Linked DNA regions of Homo sapiens: region 1 is linked to region 2. The links are chromatin contacts, found by Hi-C or POLR2A ChIA-PET in ENCODE. All regions are on one chromosome and are shown on one strand. Each heading gives the region's core, a stretch centred on a gene start or an enhancer-like site at or near the end of the contact. The rest is flanking DNA. Distances are from core to core; before and after follow the strand shown. Region 1 overlaps MEIS2 (Meis homeobox 2). Region 2 overlaps MEIS2 (Meis homeobox 2).

Evidence for each region. Hi-C counts contacts between places; a loop is a spot of excess contacts on that map. ChIA-PET counts read pairs that join two places held with the same protein, here RNA polymerase II (POLR2A). Pooled maps may share reads with other maps.
Region 1: a pooled map shows a loop between it and region 2 (2.2-fold over the local background). The contact joins two enhancer-like sites. A Hi-C loop is called at or near these places in 8 of 168 maps with a recorded cell type or tissue (Caco-2, aorta, dorsolateral prefrontal cortex and 3 more) and 4 of 50 pooled maps. POLR2A ChIA-PET finds 5 or more read pairs at or near these places in 4 of 52 experiments (GM12878, HEK293, Panc1 and 1 more).

The regions. Positions count from the first base shown.
Region 1 is chr15:36,964,880-36,970,223 of GRCh38, forward strand. All of the region lies in intron 8 of MEIS2 (Meis homeobox 2), which reads right to left. Among named protein-coding and RNA genes, the nearest start is that of MIR8063, 5.3 kb to the right of the region's middle. Within about 2 kb of position 2,037, at least 2 of the 41 ENCODE cell types and tissues checked have a DNase peak (open chromatin) inside an H3K27ac peak, as active enhancers do.
Region 2 is chr15:36,901,070-36,906,868 of GRCh38, forward strand. All of the region lies in intron 9 of MEIS2 (Meis homeobox 2), which reads right to left. Among named protein-coding and RNA genes, the nearest start is that of MIR8063, 69 kb to the right of the region's middle. Within about 2 kb of position 3,167, at least 2 of the 41 ENCODE cell types and tissues checked have a DNase peak (open chromatin) inside an H3K27ac peak, as active enhancers do.

The DNA of each region.
Region 1 (5,344 bases), core at 787-3,286, 63 kb after region 2:
GAGAGAACACATAAATCCATTAGCAATTGCATTTATAGCTCTTTCCATCTGTCATTTTCAAAGCATTTTTCTAATATTAGCTGCTGAAGTTCTAAGTGCACATGGCTCATATCCATTGTCTCATCTCACTTGATAAAGGTAAAGAACCGAACGCAGGAAGCATTTGTGACTTATTACTTGTTTGTGATCCAGGCAGAATTAAATGCAAGAACTTAAGCTTCGAGTTCTCAATTTCTTTCCCTATGTTGAAAATCCATGAGGCTAACTACTTCCTAGGAATAATTATTTGTCTTTTAACAAAATCTTCATTCTTATTCTTCATATAGATTAGGGAGAAACTTTGGATATGAAAACATTGGTGATGTTACCCATTCTAATATAATCTATTACACTGAAGATTTGATTATACCAACTCAAGGCAAGCAAGGTCAACTTACAGATAAAATAATTATGTGATATTGGCAAGATGTGATTAATTATATGAGGTCTACAGTTGCCATCAAAACAATGCAAGGCAATGAATTTCTAAGGTATTTTAGTTTTGTGTAAGATTTAGTAATTTAACTAAACTCATACCTCTCTGTCCCTCCAGAATGTAAGTGATACTATATCTGCTCATGGACAACACAAGTGGCCTATAACATTTAACAAAATTGCCTAAAGAAATTAAAAGCCAATAACTGTAGGATGAATATGGAAGTCCTGAATAGTTCCACCATTAGGTCAGTTAATTTAAACTTTAAAATATTTATATGTCTCCCACCAGAACATAAGCTTCTTGAAGAAACTTGAAAGAAACAATTAGGAAAATTTCATGGAGCAAACTTTTCCCTAGCCCAGGCTATAGTTGCACAAGAGAGTTGGGGATCTAGAAACTTCTGTGGCTAATGTCTGCAACACACTGCGATAATGACCAGGAGACTAACTAGTCATTCAAGTGAGAAAAAGCTTTGACAAGTCCAAGAAAAAAAGAGCTCACTGTCATTCATTCTGGGAAATTAAAACAAAAACAAAAACTTATAAAGAAATTCAGGCTATATCTCACGAGGGGAAGAAGAAACTAAAAAAGATTAAGAGACAAAGTGAGCTTATACACATTAGAATAATATATGCTCAAATCTCTGGAGAAACTCTATTATATCACAATTAATGCAGAAACTGCAATCAAGCCAGGCTAATTTCAATAGATTCCAAGTTTTGAACAGTTCCTAGGCTATCCAAGTGGGAATTTGGCCAGGACGCTGGGGTTAATAATTCATTTTGAGGAGGGCTAATTCTTTGGGAAGCAGCCCACTCTGCAGGAGGAAACATTTGGCCCATATGAGCAAATTCGCTCTTTGAGATCACCATCTATTAGCTCCACAAGACACCATTTTTAGGGGGAGAAGGGGGAAGTAAGTTCACTTTCTCATACATATAGAAATATTTATCATGTTTTCAATAAATATATATTAATGTCAGAGAAATGGCTCAAGCATACACATTCTCAAGGAATAATTTTACAGTAACTTTTAATTACCATGATCTTAGTATCGCATCACCAGACGAGTATTATGGCTAAAAGTAGGGGCTTTGGAATCAGACGGTCCTGGCTTTTAATCTTGGCTTGGCAGATTACTTACTGTAAAACCTTGAAGGAGATACTGAATCACCCCAGGACTTGAGTTCTTCGTTTATAAAATAGGAAAATTAATGGTACCTACCTCATAGAGTTCTTATGAGGTTTAAATAAGTCATGTATTAATTGACCAAATGGATATTGAGTGCCAGGCACTGTTACAGGAGAGAAAAATCTCTGACCTCATGGAATTTATATTCTGGCAAGGAGTGAAGGTACTAAATGAAAAATACAGAATCTCTCTGGGGGTAACAAACTTCATGAAGACAAACAAGGCACTATACAGAGATAGAAAATAACTGGGGATGCTGCTCTTTTATGTAGGGTAGCCAGGGAGAGCATTTTGAGAAGGTGACATTTGATCATAGACAAGTGTAGTCAGAGCCAGCTAGGAAGGCAGGATGGCAAGGAGCCCAGAGCCCTACTGCAGAGTGAGAGGGGCTCAGTGGAAGGATGGGGGCTGGAGAAGTAGCTGGTGCCAGACCATCCTGGGCCTGTGGGTCATGTTAAAGGATGTAAGTACTAACATGGTGTCTGGCACATAGTAATTAAGCACATAATAAATAGTAGCTATTTATTTATTCATACTGGGTAAATACAGTCATAAATCAGAATCATTCCTTGTTTCCATTGCTCTGTCATGTAATGGGAGTTTTCTACATCAATCCTGTCATCCTCACATAGCGATATCCTAACACATTTTAAACGCTCATGATATCACTAGTATTTGTAAATATAAATATTTTGTGATGTGTGGTTATTCAGCATCTTATTTTCCTGTTGGTGGGTCTTAAAAGTGATTTTTTAAAAGGGTATGTTAATTGAATGAGGTGAGATAGGATGCAAAAAAGAATCTTCAGCTGGGACACACATAGAGGGAAGATGGATTAGGACAGTGTCCTTTGCATTTTCCCCAAGAACACCAGAATGCAGGTATTTTCCTTATACTAAGCTGATTTGGAAGAAAGTCTTTAACTGATCTTCATGTCTCTAAATTGACTACAAATTGGCCCCAGCAGTCACCACCTAGCAAGTACACAAGACATCAAATGGATCATTCATACACTTCCCAAAACCGGTATAGCTCCATGTCACCAATAAAACAGATTCTTGGCCTGCACTCTAAGGCCTTTCACAATATCCCAAACTATCTTTCCAAATTTATATCCCACTACTCTGCAACACAAATATAAAATCCTAACCAAACCACATTGTCTTCTCTATTTTATTCCTCTATTATTGCCACCAAAACCCCTTCCATCTTGCAGATATTCAAAATCTCACCATTCTTTCTCTCCTCCCCTTTTTCTATACACTGTGTTTCCCAGTCCCTCTATACCTCTCCTCCCCATGAATTGGGCATGACCATGCAACTGATCACTAGACAAAGGACTGTGATTAAGGGTATGTGTGCTATTTTGGGGGCTGAAGAATTCACTTGCTGCTATGAACTCCCCTAGCCCTCTCTATTGCCGCTGCAATCATGGAGGTACTTGTTAAGAGTGTGGTGTCACAAAGTGGAAGAAACTTTACATGCTGAGCTTGTATAAGGAGGACAGCCAGCCTCAGAGAATAGCCTGAACTCACCACTGATTTTGTGTGCCCAAGAAACAACTCTTTTGTGTTAAGCCACTGAGGTTTTTGGTGCTATTTGTCGAAGCAGCGTAACAAATCCTATTCTGATTGATATACATTTCTTCAAGATCCAGCTTCTTGATCACTACTTTGAAGTGATTTTTTCTTTCTCTGTGCTTCTAAAAAAATCATACGGAGAAAATTTTCTTTAGATGCTGGTTAGAAATTTCTTTGTAGGAAGAATCAGCTCTATTGAAAAGGATCTTTGATAAGCCTGTGGGTTGAAAAATAGGGGTTGAAATAAATCCCCCAGGCCTGTGTTTCTAATGGCAGGCAAGTTTCTTGTCAAAGCAGGAAGCTACTCAGCCTGAATTGCTGAGAAGCTGTGTTGAGAGCTGCCTAGGAGAAGAGGTGGAGAGGCGATTAAAGTTAAGAGGCGAGGCCTGGGAAGAGATTGCATAAAGGGAGTTTTTCAAGTGATACGTGTGCTATGTGATGTGACACTTCCCCTTGACACTAAAAGTCTTCAGCAAAACTAGAGAATTCACAAAATCCTTGATATGACTGGATTTCTTAAGGAAGCTGATGAAGTGGCTGAATTTTGCATCAAGGCTATGTTGGTTTAAAAGCAATTCACTTGTGCAGTCAAAGGAATCAGCTGATATCTGGGTCACACTTCATTTATATTATTCATTTAGGAGAGATATACATTATAGTACTTGCATTATAGAAACTGGGGGGTAAAGAGTAAGGTTCTCAATAAAATGAACCATATTTCACGCAACTCTTTAATTTGCATGTGCCTAGCTCAGAACTGTATAGTTGAGGATCTCAGTAAAAAAGTATCTATTGAAGAGATGATTGCTGCAGATCAAAACCAGTCCTCCTCACTTCGCTTTCTCATCTTGAAACGTAAACCGGCCATCATTTAGTTCTAGTTTATTTGGATTTTTTGTTAAAGACATTTGAAGAATATTCTATGACATTGCAGTCATTTTTACTTGTTAAGTGGTAGCAAGTATTTTAAGCCTTCATCAGCCACAACCTTCCTAATGGGACATTGTTGTATTTCTTCTCTTAGTTTGCACTCTTAACTGCATTTAATTATCTGAATTTTCTCAGGATGAAGAAAAAGAGCTCCCATAAAGGGTGAGAATTGAGAGGAAATGTAGATAAAAATGAATTTCACTATCTCACTTCCAGTTTATCTACTCTGTCATCAACATTAAAGTCCTGTTTTTGTCTCTTCAGAAAACCACATGACATTTGAGAATCTTCTCCTCTACTGCACAAATTTCAAAACCATCTGGAACACCTTCCTTCCTTCCTTCTCTCCACCTCCCTATTCGTCCATCCTTTTCTTCAAACACGAAAGTGTTTTTTCCTTATTTGGCTCACTCTTCCTATGTTTCTGAGCTCTTACATTCTATCTTAATTCTTTAGTTATTTAAAGGTATTGTTTATATGAGAACAAACTTATACATACATAGGAAAATTTGAAATAAATAATATTTACAGATAAATCCTCTGTAGTGTATATGAAAATTAAGAATCAACTTTTCTGACTTCTAATTTCAAATACTAATGAAAAGTAAAAGGGCAAAGATCAAACCAGTATATGTACACAGGAGGAAGCACTAATACAATACATATAAATCTACTTTTAAATTAGTATGTTTGCATTCTCAGTCAAGAAGACTCATGTCTGCTCCTTGTTAGTAAATTAAACTCACAATTACAATCTTTGAAGATCTTCCCATAATGAAAAACAATGTAAATTGCAGCTCCTCGTAACTTAAGACTTGAGAACAATGTCTTTTTGGCTTTTTTTTTCTTTTCGCAAAAAAAGTACAGATATAAGAAAACTATACAGGGCCCTTGTCTTCAAATATTTAATACTTCATTTACTTTTTATAGCTGGAGAATTCTGGATTATTGACACTGACTCTGTAAATAACCTAGCTATATAGACAGTCACGTTTACAAAGATTGAATGCCTGGTTAAAATGCTCAAATATAATATAGTTTTGTTTAAAAATGCAAACATTTGGTCAGGCGCGGTGGCTCACGCTTGTAATCCCAGCACTTTGGGAGGCCAAGGCGGGAGGATCATGAGGTCAGGAGATCCGGACCATCCTGGCTAACATGGTG
Region 2 (5,799 bases), core at 1,917-4,416:
ATTGCTTTGCGCAGGGAAGGGGACTGAACCGTTGAAGAGAGATCAGATCAACTGGGGAAAGGCGTAGGTAGCTCAGTGACCGGGGACCTGTTAAAACATGAAAAGGCCCTGCTTCCCTACTGTCCCCAGCCCTGGGACCCATCAGCCACAGTGCTTATTCACAGCACTTGCTCCTGGCTGGTGTTTCAAATGATGAAACTTCAGCCTTGGCAAGTCACTTATCAAATTTCTCCATGTTTTCTTACTTTACAAAAAAAGCAAGTATTTCTCTGTGCTATGGTTACAGCTGAGAGTAGGATTTTCTCAGTAAGATACATTAAAATGGTTAAATCAGTGAATAAGGCAAGCTTAATGCCTTTGAAGATGAACTTGGGCACGCAAATGATGGAGTCATGTCGCAGACATAAGTTTTCCACTGGTGACCAGACAATGGCTCCTTTCTCACAGACAACCGTGAGCAAAGTAAGGTAAATGAATGAGATTCATATGTTACTTAGGGACAGACTCATGGATCATAATGAATTTCCCTAAGCAATAGTTTGATTTATAATTTGATAGAATACTAGATTTGCCTACACCTTTAAAAACACATGAACTAAATACTAATAAATTTATAATATAAAAACATGATGTTAATCTGGAATCACAACATTTTGTACCTTTATGAATATGGCTTGAATAATGGAGTGTTCATGCTGACATAAAAGGCCCTGGACAAAATTATCAAGTAAGTGATGGCCTTCTACTGTCTTCTTTCAATATTCTTACTTTCATCTAATTCTTCCCTAAAGTTACAAGGGCTCCTGGAGGTTCTTTACTAAAATACTCTACTTTGAGCATGCCCTTCTCCATTATTGTTGTATACTCCAGACTTATGCATAGAGCAATACGGTGAAGAGCATGGGCTCATGTCCTCTGCCCTTTATTTGCTGTGTGAATTTGGACAGTTCTTCTTAACCTTCCCAAGCTTCACTCTGTTTCCTATCTGTAAACTGAGGAAATAACTGGGCCTGGGTGGTTTTGAGGATTGAGGGAGATTTTGTATGCAAGATCCTTAGCACAATGCCTGGCACATAGCAAGCTCATTAAATGTTAGCTTACAGTCAAAATGCACCTATCCAATGCTCCTAAATAGCTCTGTTCTCTCATAGATAGTAATTAGGAATAGGTGGGTGGCTGTTAAACAAATCTATGCTGGATTGGCCACAGGGTAATAACTGTGTTGTACTCCTACAGGTAGCGTGTGTTCATATCGCCGGATCTTTCTAAAAATCGGAGTTTAATCCAAATGTACAATGCTATGGTGGAGATTTTAGACACTGGGGCAGGCATCTGCCTGCAGGGGTGGGAGGTGGATAGGGGAGTGAGCTCTTTTGGAATCACACTCTCTGTATGGTTCTCTAGATCCTTGCTACTTTACATGTGTGCCATGGACCAGTAGCAACATCACCTTGAGCTTGTTAGAGATGCAGAAATACATTACCGTCCCCATTCCTGTGCTACTGAATCTGATTCTGCATTTTAAAAGATCTCCAAGGGATTTATGTACATTTAAGTATGAGAAGCCTTGCTCTAGATCACATATCAAATTCTAGTGCTCTGCTTAAGAATAGAAACTTGCAAAGATCAAGTTTTAATTGTGAATCTCAGCTGCAAAAAAATGCACATACTCTTCTCTTTAGGTATCTTAGATCTAAACAGCCTTTTACTCACTTGCCTTGGGCAATAAACACTTTATAATAATTTAATTTATTGTACTCCATCTGTACCTCTTAAAGGAAAAGCTGGGCCAGTAAAATGTTTTTGTGAAGACTGTTAACAGAGGCTATCTCTCAGGCATGGATAGGAGAATGGTAGATTTCTATCTTTTTTTCCAAATAATTCTGTACTGTTGGAGTTTTTAATAAATATAATTATTTTTATACATAAAAGAATTTTTAAAGGAGATCAAGAAAATTTGTTATCTTATTTGACTAAGGTTTATATGGGTAACTGTAGGGACCTTTTAATTAAAATATTTGAGAAATTTCCCCTCAGATAGGGAATTATCTTTTATTTCCTTTACAATATTGAGCAACAGTAAACACTATTCCATGAATACAATCACACTTGATGGCATGTAACAAAACATCCCAGCAGGTTACGATTTTGAAGCACTGTTACTCTTACAGAATGCCATCAGATTATTCATATGTAGCTATTTATCATGCACTATAAAAGTGATCTTTCAAAGCTATTTGAAAGCAAGGGAGGAGAAAACACTCAAACTTCCTTAGCTATTCACATCTAGGATCTATCCTCTTAAAGATAAAATCCTAAGTCAATAGACATAAGTTGTAGTATATTACCTCATCCTGTACATGATTTATTGCAGATGGAAGTCAACTAGAAACTGAATTACTTTGAAACTTTTACTACTGACATTAAAATTCCAGATCTGGATACCTACACACCTTACAGTGCTTCTGAAAATAACTTTTTGCAGACACAGAAGGTACACCTACAAGTTTATTTAACTCTATCAACATAAAAAGCAGGCACAATCATTTTCAAAACTACTGATTTCTAATTACCTATTCTGTATCTGAGCACTGTAGCCTGACCTGGCTTTGCAAATCAACCAGTCACTTCACAATCAGTTGCACACATTCTTAGCCAACTCCCATTATGTTCCTAGCCATTTTACTGTAAGAGGAAAAGATCCCAACAAATCTAGTAGCTTTTTAGCTTTCATGATCACCTTTGATTGAAGTATTAATTCTCTATCCTACTTCTTAATGGAAACCACCTAAGCATTAACTGGCCAAAAATGCACCAAGCTGTTTAGCAATTATGTATTAGATATGTTTGAAGAGATCAAGGTGCACTCACATGCCCTGTGCTATGGATATGTCTCTGATTAGCTTGTCATCTGCTCAGAAGAAGATGTAGGCTGATTCTCCCATACAGTCTAGCAGGCCAGCTGTTAGCTGCCTGTCAAGCCCTCAAGTGGACAAGTAGTCCAGGAGCAAAAATGTCACTCCTTTGATCTGGCAAGGAGCAGCTGCTGATTTATAGAGTAGGACTTTGTTCTTCCGTTCTATTTTACTTTCTTTCCTAAGGCAGAACCACAAAATCCAGGAGAAAAAAAAAGTGCCGTTCCCAGCAACATCAACAAGCTCTGACAACTGCAACAGGGTTTTTCTTGGCCCTAACAAAGCTCTCAGGCATCTCCTTTGACGCTCACCTTTCCCCCTCCCCTTCCTCCCACCCCCACCATTTTTTGCAATGCAGTAGTTATTGTTTAATTCAGCTTCTGTAAATGGAATGGACTGTGGCCAGCAAGCCTGGGGCATAAACACACCTGTATGAAAGAAGCCTTATTGTAGCAACCATCTACAAGGAAGCTCGCATGAACCACACGCTCCTGAGTTCAGAAAGAATGCTCCATTTTTTCTGACAGCAAATTTTACCCTAAGTGAGTTTCTATTTTTGGTGCCACCAACCTATGATGACCACATTTGAACTGCTTCCTTTCCAATGGCATTACACTCTTTGAATCAAAGAGATAAAAGGATTACATTTTCTTCTTTTTTTTTTTTTATCTGTGAGCAAACAGATCCATCAAAAATGTTTATCCACTGCCTGTAATATCAATCATTGAGAGCTGGGTAAACGTCCAGAAAGGCTTTAGCAAATGCATTATCAAAGATGCTATAATGTTGATTTCATTACCACTGATTTATATTGACATGACTTTCCCCGAGTAACTTACGAAGGAGAAAAAAACCAACAACAAAATCTACATAAGACATGTGCATTGTCTTGCTAAGAATTAAACTGGTTTCAAATGCATAATCCTGTTCTCAACAGATAAATCTGTCAGGCTAGAGATGCCCTATCAACCAAGTGGGACATGCAATAATGCTTTGAGATACACTGTGAGAAGTCATCAGCCACATGTATGTAGGTATATGTATGTGTATTGTGTGTGTGTGTGTGCACATGTACATGCATGGAAACACACACACACAGAGCAATAAACTTTGCCAGAGATGAATTCATTAACACCTGGCTCAGTTTTCTGTGCTGCTGCTGAAGTAGGGGTGATAAGGACACGCACAGACACATATACACACATACATACAGACAGAGTTACCAATTCTAGGATATTTAGACATATTACTGCATAGATCAAAGACAGGAATTTTGTCGGGGGGTGGGGAGGGGTGGAAATGCCAGAAACAAAGGAGAAAAGAATGGTTGCTAAACATTCTCACTTCTATTATACTCAATCATGCCATGTTCTAGTGTTTGCTCCCTTCCCCTCTATCTAGGGGAACAGAGATTTTTCTCACCCTCATTTCTTGCTTTAACCTACATCACCCTTTGGCCAGTCAAAAGTTACTAATCACCTACCTCCTCCACGTTCACAGAATTGTATTCATAGATGCTTTCTCTAGGGGCATGTGTGTGTGTTTCCCAATGAGAGACTGGGTTTGGCATGGGAAGAGGGCGGAAGGTAAAGCTAGGTATAAAGGAGCAGATATAATGTAAGGCTTATTTTCATCCTGTTTTAATCCTAAAAAAAATTAGACCAAATAATTTTTAAGGTCCATAGTAATCTATCTATGTGTCACACATTGGTAAATCTTCCATATTCTATACTTCACATAAGACAAATTTAATGACAGAATATAAGACAAAGTTATATATAAAATTATCAATACATACATATATAGTTATATGAGTTTCTTTCTCCATATATATGAAAATGCAAGTTATGCCTTTAAAGATTTTTATTTTCCACACCCACAGAAACAAACTGAAAATCACAATTGGAGAACACACAAATAATTACAAGTCAAAATAGTCCATAGTCAGTAAATAAGTGTCATGAAGTCAATTAAAGAAGTTAAAGATAAAGATTAATTTCAAATTCTTGGAGGAAGAAAGCTGAAGCAGATTAAAAGAACGTGGAATGTTGGAAGAAGAGAAAACAAGGAAATGGCATGCTGTAAAGCACCAGTCCAGACCGGGGCCGATGTTGTGCAAGGGAGGATAAAGGAATTGAACTCTGACTGGCTCCCAGCTTCGATCTGGAAAACATGGCTATGATTAACACGCAATCTGGTAGAGGTTCTTGAGTGATAAATTGAATTCTTGAAATTCCTAAATGGTAGAATGATAAAATATGGTGTTTGAGGAAGATCTTTCCAAGAGCTATGTATAGGATGAACTGAACTGATGAGAATCTAGAAGCTGAGAAGATGGAAAGTTCTTGTCCAATCCAGGCAGAAGAGGGAAACAAAACGAGCTCTGATTAAGGTGGTAGAAATGAAAAAGAAGTAGGGTATTTGGTTGGGAGAACTGCTGATAAATTAAACTTAGATGAAAAAGGAGAGATACAAATACAAAAGATATTAAGAGGATAAGTCTGAGAATTTATGTTTAGTATGTTACGGTGTATAGTTGATGAAAATTGGAAATAGATGAGAAATTCCTATTTGTTGTGGTGGGAAGAGGCAAACTCAATTTTTCAAATGTTACCTTTGGTTTGACAATAGGACTTTCAGGCTGACAAAGTATGTCAGCCACTCAAGAAAAAAAAAAAAAAAAAAAACAAGGACAAAAGAAGAGCAAAAGGTAGGGACTTAACTTCAAAACGTCTAATTTCTTCCTATTTTCCAAGCTACATGAATATTCCAGAGCTGCAGGAGTAGGTAACAGGATAAACTGCCTGCTGGCTACCTCCAAAAAAATTACTTCCTTCCTCTTCCAAATTATCCTGTAAATTTTGGGAAGTTCTTTATCTGACCA